2 separate regions of the Homo sapiens genome follow, and region 1 is linked to region 2. Evidence: chromatin contacts called from ENCODE Hi-C data. All regions are on one chromosome and are shown on one strand. Each heading gives the region's core, a stretch centred on a gene start or an enhancer-like site at or near the end of the contact. The rest is flanking DNA. Distances are from core to core; before and after follow the strand shown.

Evidence for each region. A loop is a pair of places that touch in the nucleus more often than their neighbours do. Pooled maps may share reads with other maps.
Region 1: a pooled map shows a loop between it and region 2 (2.4-fold over the local background). The contact joins the promoter of LINC02450 here to the promoter of LINC02402 in region 2. A Hi-C loop is called at or near these places in 1 of 50 pooled maps.

Annotation. Positions count from the first base shown.
Region 1 is chr12:42,690,785-42,695,346 of GRCh38, reverse strand. LINC02450 (long intergenic non-protein coding RNA 2450) reads right to left here and starts at 3,131. Exons shown (of 4, transcript NR_135028.1): 1 at 3,071-3,131; 2 at 1,416-1,519.
Region 2 is chr12:42,645,147-42,649,673 of GRCh38, reverse strand. It overlaps LINC02402 (long intergenic non-protein coding RNA 2402), which reads left to right and starts at 3,176. Exons shown (of 6, transcript NR_110042.1): 1 at 3,176-3,404. It overlaps LINC02451 (long intergenic non-protein coding RNA 2451), which reads right to left and starts at 3,091. Exons shown (of 5, transcript NR_135027.1): 1 at 3,020-3,091; 2 at 2,435-2,571.

The DNA of each region.
Region 1 (4,562 bases), core at 1,882-4,381, 46 kb before region 2:
TGAAGGGGATACATCATAGATGTCATATCCCTGCTCCATGTTATCCGGGGCCTGAGCTGGGGACACTCAAAGTGTGAAAGCATCTCCATCCACTGTTGGGTGATGCTGGCTGTCAGCTAAGACTTCAGGTAGGCTGCCAGCCAACCTACACGTGGCCTCTCCTCCACATAAGTGGAACAGGGCTTCCTCACAGCACTGAGGCTGGGTTCTAAGCATGAGTATCCCAAGAAAGCAAAGACAGGAGAAAACGTCACCTAGGTCCAAAGGGAGGAAACAGACCTCCCAATGTGGGTACTGTCAAGATCACATTGCAAGAAGAGTGTGTGGGAGAAGAGAACACTGCAGTCTTCTTCAGAACATATAACCTGCCACACATCCCAAGTAGTATTCTATATCCACCTGCCTATGCCTGAAACTGACACCACCATAAAAGGAGCAACCTGTGATGATAAAGCATTCCCTCAGCAGGATTTATTAGTTTAGTTTAAAAAATTTCAAATAGCACTTTACACCTGGCAAATCCCCTTCAGGGTATTCACAATCTCCCTGTGTGGTTGTTATTCTCCCACTACTCTATAAATGAAAGGCCGGAAATTCAGAGAAGTTATATGAGTTCAGCAGACACCTTTGGGAAGTTAAGGATAGACTCACAATTTGAACTCAGAACTTCAGACTCTAAAGCCTATATTATTTTCACACTTCCTTTCAAGTGAAAATAGGTTTATCTAATAACAACCAATAAATACCAAATGAATTAACAAATGGATAAACACTAGACTCTGAAATTATTTTAGCAGAAATTCTAGCATTTATCAGAGTCCTGTGGAAATGGGACACTAACTAGGTTAGCTCTGATGAAACAAGAACATCTTTTTAGAGAGTGAGCCTGAAGAGATGCCTTGGTAGAAACCCTGAAAGCCAACGCCAACTAAGATGGGGAGGGACTCTGTCAATGCTGAAGTTAAAATTGTGGGTGCCCCCCAAACTTTGCCGCAAAAAGCCTGTGAGGGTGGGCATTTTTCTTTTTTTCCATTTTCAATAATAACGTAAAGATGCCACAGACAATTTAAATCATTCCCAATTGTGACATAGATAAACTCTTCTAAGAGGATTAAATATTCTTGGAACACTGAAATAGCTGGTTTTCACATTTAATTCTTGGAGTCATTTTTCCAACTGCAGCCTGTTAATTAAAGTATAGCTTGTCTAATCTAGAATATGAATGATTTCTTATCTTCTGTTCCCAGCACGACTCCCCAGTATTATTGTAGGAGACATCAGATTAAACTTGAGAAAAATAATCTGTATCATTTTCAGAATTAAAAATCTTGGAAATTAATTCTCTGAATATTAGTTCTACCTCAATGACATTGCCCAATGAAAAGAGAACGAATAATTTAAGATTTCACTATTACCTTTAAAATGTAGTTAGGAAGTAATAAACGAAGAAGTAAATTCTCAGTTCCGCAAATGTTCCAAGAATTGGCAGAGTAGGCATAACACTAAAAATCTTCAAGTTCTAAATAGATGTAAATCAATATGGAAGAATAAAGAATAACTTTTAGATTTCCAGACTACCACTATTTTTCCCTAAAACTTTTCTTTCAGTGTCCTTGCTTTGCCATTAAAAGTTCTCTAATGTTAAATGGGTTGAATAACCATCATTTATATCATTTCAGTATTTATAAATCTGTCCCAGATAGGTACTGGAGCACAGAGGCCAATTCATATTTCATATAATTCAACATATTCCTTTTTATTTCTCTAACAGAAAAATAGTAACTCCCAGGCTGTAATCTCCTTTTTAAAATGGGCCATTAATGATTTACAAGGGTGGTTTTTGTTTTTTGTTTTATATTTTTTTTAAAAGGAAGAGAAAACCTTTCATGAGTAGTCTTCCAGGCTGGCTTTTTCCAAGAACTAATATGAAAAAGGTATAAAATATGGTGAATAAGAAAAGCCCAAGCCCAACCTCTCCTCTTGGCATTCTGGTCCCTTTAAAATCTGTTCTTTACTTGCTTTTTCTATCACTTCTTTCCCACCACCCCCTATCCTTCCTTCTTCAGCTCAAGAGAATTCTTCTCCAAATCCTTTCTGGACCAATGTGTGAGTCATTCTCTTCTGCTTCTCCATTTATGAGACCGCTACTCCTCCTCCAAGGTCCAAATCAAACACTGTCCTTGGCTGAAACATCCTCTAATCCACCCAGGGGTTGATAATCACTCTAACCTCACCTAACAAATATAATACAACACTTATTTCATTCTGGTTTTTAAGTGAAATCAGGCTTATTAGGAAAGTAATAAAGAATGGCCACTCCATAGGCAGAGCAGCCTCTGGTTGAATTTTAAGTGGTCATTCTTTACACATCTGCATCCCTAAATGAGTTGCAAATTGCAAACTCCCTGAGGAAGGAAGCCCTGTATTGTTCCATGGTTATATCCTTTCACAATGCATAGAATAGCTTAAAGGAAGCTCTCAATTTTACTAAAAATAGCTGATATTTATTGATCACATACTACTTATCAGTCTTAGTTAAGCATTTAAAGCACTATTTCAATTAATTTTCACAAGAGCCATATGTATAAATATCATCTTTCACACTTTATAGAGGAGGAAATGAGATCACAGCATTTAAGGAGCTTTCCCGTCATGCAGTTAGAGACACTAGGATTTGAACCTGAGTATTTGGATTCCACAGCCTAAACCCCTACTCTCTACTTTCCACTTGATAGTTTAAATGAATTAATTTAATTTAAAGAAATTCAAGAATAGCATAGATTATTCATTAAAAATGAAGTTGTAGAATGGGCGGAAGAAGTAGTTCTGTTACCGGTAGAGGGTCTTGACTCCAAGTTGGCCAGGTTCTTGGCATTTTGAACAAAGAATTGGACAAAACACACAGCAAAGCAAGGAAAGAATGATACAACAAAAGCAGAGACTTATTGAAAGTGAAAGTACACTCCACAGTGTGGGAGCCGGCAGCGGCAGCAGCTCAAGGGCCTGGATATAGAATCTTCTCAGGTCCAAATACCCCCTAGAGATTTCCCATTGGCCACTTTGTGTTCACCTCATGTAAATGAAGCTGTGGCCCTCAGAGACTAAGGTGAAGTTACAAAGTTGAACGTCTATGCAAACAAAGACTTTGCTGGCGATCAGTCTGATTGGTTGCTATCTGCAACCAATCAGAGGCTGACGTTACAAAGTTACACTCCTATGCAAAAAGCAACCAATCAGAAGTACTTTCAATTTCCCATCTGCCATGCAGAAAACGTGGGGGTTTGCAAAGGGAGTAGCCCCTGGTCCTTTTGTTACTTAGATGTGCAAAGTTAGGGTTTTCCATTCAATTTAGTTCTAGGAAGTCAGTGTGAAATGGCCTTAGGTTCCCTGACTCCAGACCCTATTCTCCTGCCTCTCTTCCATTTGCTTATGTATTATTTTTGTTGTCTAAAACATAAATGAGGAGTCTCTGGAATTTCATCTTTCATAAGCCAACACCTCGATTTTCTTAAAACAGATTTTTTTTCTTATACATTAGTCAAAGTAAATTCATCTTCCCTTATATCATGACACCACCAGGAGTATTAGCAAAGCATAATAGCAATTGTCTTACTCAGATGTACAATCATAGAACATAAAAGATAAAACATTCTTCCTTTTAAATTCCTTATAACTCTCAAGTGATAAATAAGGGAGTAAATTTGGATCAAAAGAAGGGTTCAAGCTATATCTATACAGCCAAATCACTAAGTCATACGTCCAACAGGCTAATTATTATGTATTTTTTAAATATTTTACCATTCATATTGGCCAAATCAATGTAATTGATTCATAAATGCCAGCAATCCCTGTGTTGGGAATGATTTTTCCATTTATCTACTGATGCGCAAAGTCCTAGAACAAGAGATAAATTAAGAAACATTCAACTTTCTTGTCTCTCCAATCCCTTCTCAACATTGTTGCTGGCTTTCTGAGACACAACCTTAAGTGAAAAGAAGTGAACTTCGACCCATACCTTTCACCTTATCCATAAATTAACTCAAAATGGATCACAGACCTAAATGAAAAACCTAAACTATACACAGATTTCCAAAAGAAAATTTAGAAGAAAATATTTACAGCCTTGCTTAGGTGAAGATTTTAGAAAATATACCCAGAGGTTGTAGTGAGCCTGGGTGACAGAGTGAGACTCCATCTCAAAAAACAAACAAAAAAGAAAATATACCAAAAGCTGGACCACAAAAGAAAAAAGTATAAACTGGACTTATCAACATGAAAAGCTTCTACAAGACACTGTTGAGAGAATAAAAAGATAAACCACAGACTGGAAGGAAATATTTGTAAAATACATATAAGGGACTTGTATGCTGAATATATAAAGAACTCTCAAAACTCAACAATAAGGAAAAATAAAACTGGGCAATAGATTTCAACACACACTTCACCAACAAAGATATATGGATGGCAAAACACACACACACACACACACACACACACACACACACACACACGAAACGTTTTCAATATCACTAGTCATTTGGCCAAAAAAAAAAAAAAAGTAA
Region 2 (4,527 bases), core at 1,927-4,426:
CAGAAAACTCCAGAAGGGCTCTGGTTTGTATGAACAACTGTTTTGTTCCATGGTGAGCAAGTAAGAACTGTTAAGTCAAGTGTAGCCTAAAGGTGCCTCCCTACATATTTTAAGTTCTGCATAAAGGTTTCTCTGTTCATAGCGAACTGTAACTTAACTGGATGTGTCAACAGACTATAGCCTCCTCTTGTGCCAATCACCAAGTTTTGGCCAATCAAAGGAAACCAACTGTTCAAACCTTGTTCAAATAAGGCAAATGCCAAGCTGTAACCAATCTGGCTGTTTCTGTACCTCACTTCCATTTTCCATATGTCACTTTCCTTTTTCCATCCATAAATCTTCCACCACGTGGCTGTGCACTGGAGTCTCTGAGCCTACCTGGGCTCTGGAGGCTGCCCAATTGGCGAATCGTTCTTTGCTCAAATAAACTCCATTAAATTTAATTTAGCTAAGGATTTTCTTTTAATGTAACAGAAGCCTTCAGTGACACTAGTGGCGATAGGTAAAAAGAAGCAGGTGAATCAATCACTTGGGCCACTGGGAAAACTGAAGGAGAGAAACGGGAGCCTCCCAGGATACCTTCGGAGATTTACACCAAAAAAGAGGTCCCACAACTACCTTCTCTCAAACTCATCTAATTCCTCAGCTGTTCCTCACTTCCTACCCCCATCCTGCTTGAACTCATGCCACAGGCCATGGGGATCACCACCTAAAGACTGAAAACGGAATCTCCACTCAGTATTCCCGAACATATGAGGAGACGGGAGAGGCAAAAATAAGTATAAGGGAGAAAGAAGAGAGTAAAGCAGAGGCTGAGAAAAAAAAGGGTAGGGTTATGTTCCTGGCATCCACTTGGGAACTCTGAATACATTCTCCTGATACAGTCAGCTAGACCAGTGGGTAGAAATTAGAGTGGGGCCGGATGTGTGTTTAACAGAAGGATATGTTTTCTACTAATAAGACATGCCCTAATGTTAGTAAGCTGCCTTATGTTATAGAGTGCTCCCAGTCACTGGGAAGATTTAGACAAAGTCTGGATTGCCCTGTGCCAGAGATGGAGTTGAATGGACTCCCTTCTTAGATGGAAAATTGAGCTAAATCTCCCTTTCAGAGGGAGAATCTTTGATAAGTTACATATAGTGAATCTACACAGTACCATAGGTATATTTGTAAAGAGGTAATCTATAAACCATTTGAACTTGTTATTGTTCATTCTTTCAGGTACTGATGTGTAAGAGCACTAACAGGACCATTTGAACAAGTTTACTGAAAAAGTAAAATCCCCTCTATCATGGGTCACATAGGCTCTGATGACTAGCCTGGAGAATGGCCTCATGTATGACTTCGTTTCTATTGGAAAGAATGAGTTCAGTAGGGATTCAACACATTTTTACAAATGTTTTCTTTTCCCGACCACATGTGGTAAGCAGAATAATGCATTCCCCCACCAAAAATATTCATGTCATAATCCCCGAATCCTGTGACTGTGTTGCCTTACTTGGCAAAAGGGACTTCACAAGTGTGATTAAGGATACAGGGCTTGAGATGTGGAGATTATCTTGGATTATTTAGGTAAACTCAAACTAATCAAGAGAATGCCAAAAGCAGAAAACATTTTCTAGTTGAAGCCCATCAGAGGAGATATGTCTATGAAAGAATGGTCAGAGAGATGCAACTTCGCAGCCTTCAAAGACGAAGGAAGGGGGCCATGAGCCAAGAAATGCAGGCAGCCTCTACAAACTGAAAAAGGTGAGGAAAGTGATTTACCCCTAATGCCTCCAGAAAGGAATGCAGCACTTGATTTTACCCAATAAACACCTTTATTTTAACCCAGTGAAATTTGCATTGGACTCTTAACCTATAAGATAATACATTATCTTACCATAAGATAATACATTCATGTTTTTTAAACTATGAAGTTTGTAATAATTTGTTACAGCAGAAATATAAAACTAAGATAACACTAAGGTAATGTCTGCTTATTTTAAGAACTTTGGAAATTTTAGAAAACATTTAAAATAGAAACAAAAGTCACCCTTAATTCTACTCCCCTATAATATCCATTATTAACTTTTTGAGGTACATCCTTCCAGTCTTCTTTTTCTTACAAAATTAAAAGCACCTTTAATCTATATTTAAAAACATAAATGTATACTTTTTCCCCATCAAAAGTAGAATCATTCTTCATGTTATTTTTATGATCTGCTTTTCTTCAGTAGTGTGTGAATATTTCCCCACAACATTATATATTTTCCGTAGCAGTGTTATGTTAGTTACATAATATTCCATCTTACAATTTTAAGATCAAAATTATGTGAACAATTCTTTTAGAAATAGACTAGGTTGTACACATAAACTTGTAATTATAGATTGCATATATGTGTATTTTTAAGTTGTACAATTTTATATTATAATGCAGCTATGTTGTACTCACTTAAAACCTGGAACAGTATGTATTATCACAATTATTTTTTCATCACTTTGTCTTTTCAATCCCATTCGAAGACCTTCCCATTTAGAAGTTACAGATGTGTCATCATTACTTATAATCAGTCCTGCATTGGCCAGCAACTGTCAGGATAGAAAAGTTCAAATGGTTTATAGATTACCTCCTTATAAATACTCCTGCTGTACCGTGTAGGGTAGCTATACCTAACTTATCAAAGAATCTCCCGATTCTTTGATAAATGTTGTCTTCGATTCTTTGATAAATATTGTCTTCAAATAACTGAATATTTGAATCTTCTTATCTCCTGATTCTTTGATAAGGGAAGGGAGATTAAGTTCAATTTTCCATCTGCTAAGGGAGTCCACTCAACTCTATCTCTGGCACAGGGCAATCCAGACTGTCTAAATCTTTCCAATGACTAGGAGCACTAAAACATAAGGCAGCTTAATAACATTAGGGCATGTCTTATTAGTAGAAAACATAACCTTCTGTTAAACTCAGGTCTGGCCCCCCTCTGATTTCTACCCACTGATCTAGCTGACCCTTGGAAGAAATATGCAATAAACTTACACCTTCAAATATTCAATTATTTGAAGACAACATTTATAATCTTTAAGAGTGTGGCTCTGCTGAAGGAATGTTGGGATTTTGAGGTCATAGTAGAATTGTAGTTAAGTGTGGTCTCTCTTAAAGACATGTCATATGAACATTCTGTTGCCAGTCCTCAGTAATATCAGGCAATTCACCTAGAATTCAGAAAGCAACAAATAGAACAATTCCTCTCTCTTGGGACTTCATTTTCTTGGATCTGAATTTTTAAGTCCTGAAGATTCTGAAATATTCCAAAGGATTAGGAGTTTAAAATTCTCTCTTCCTCATGGAGGAAAACCAGGAGATATACAAAGAGGTATCCTGCTAGAGGATCCCAGGCTAACGATGGATTAGGGAAGAACAGGCAAGATTATCTAGTTTATATTATTCTATTTCCACTTTGTTAGTGACTTACACTTAATTACAGTCTTAATAAATATTCTAGTTTTGTCTCAACTGTTATCTGGGTATTATGGCAGGAGACTTATTTAAATATAGATCATGAAGCCCCCTTGGTGTTAAAGGGCAGAATTATCCTCCTGGCAGCAGTAATTAGCAAGAGACCTTTAAGGTAGGAATTACACATAATGTCATTTTTAACACCAATACCAATCAATTAGTAGTGGCTGCCTGAAGCCACATCCAGATTCAAGCAGGAAAGAATGCTTTGATCAATTAGTACTCCTATCAATCATGAATACAACAGAGGAAGTGGCAACACTGGTGAATGATGAGTATCATCCCTGACCTAAAGAAAGTTGCATATCAAGGAACAGGGTTAGGGCCTTGGAGGATCTGGGTTTTCTATAATTAAAAAGGACAATTCTTTTTATTAAGGAAGAAAAATATATTAAGGAAGTTATCATTTACCATATAATTTCACATCATAATTTCTTTGGGCAATTGCCTTCATTTCCTTCAAATGTTCATCACCCAACATGGTTTGCAGGTCCTTTGGCATGTGGATTATGCATGATGAGGCACATTCTGGTTTATCTCTGTACATTCTAAAATGCTGTGCCCAGAACTCCCTGGAAAGGGGTGGAATAGGGAACAGCATAGACAAAAAGATATCCCCAAGTAATATTGGAAATGAAGAAATAGAATAAAAACCACAAAACAGCAAGAATAGCCTCCAACACCTTTATTAAATCTAAGAGAAACAGTAGAGGTGTGTCTAACTAGTATGGCACCACCAAAAAGAAGAGGCAGGCAAAGAATCTAAGGAAGATGCCTCCAGTGAAAGAAACTCCAGTGCTAGCCAGAAACTTACAGTCAAGGGTAGGCAAATTTTTATTCTGCATTTGAAAAAGATTGATAATTTAATAATCATTGCAGAAATAAAGGTGAACTACTTCATTAAATAACATTTAAGAAATAAGTATTAATTACAGAGAAATATAATATTAGAGTTTTATATACATAAAGTAAAAGTACCAAGGCTGAAACACAATTGTAAATGTTCAGTACATTCTTGGGCCATTCCA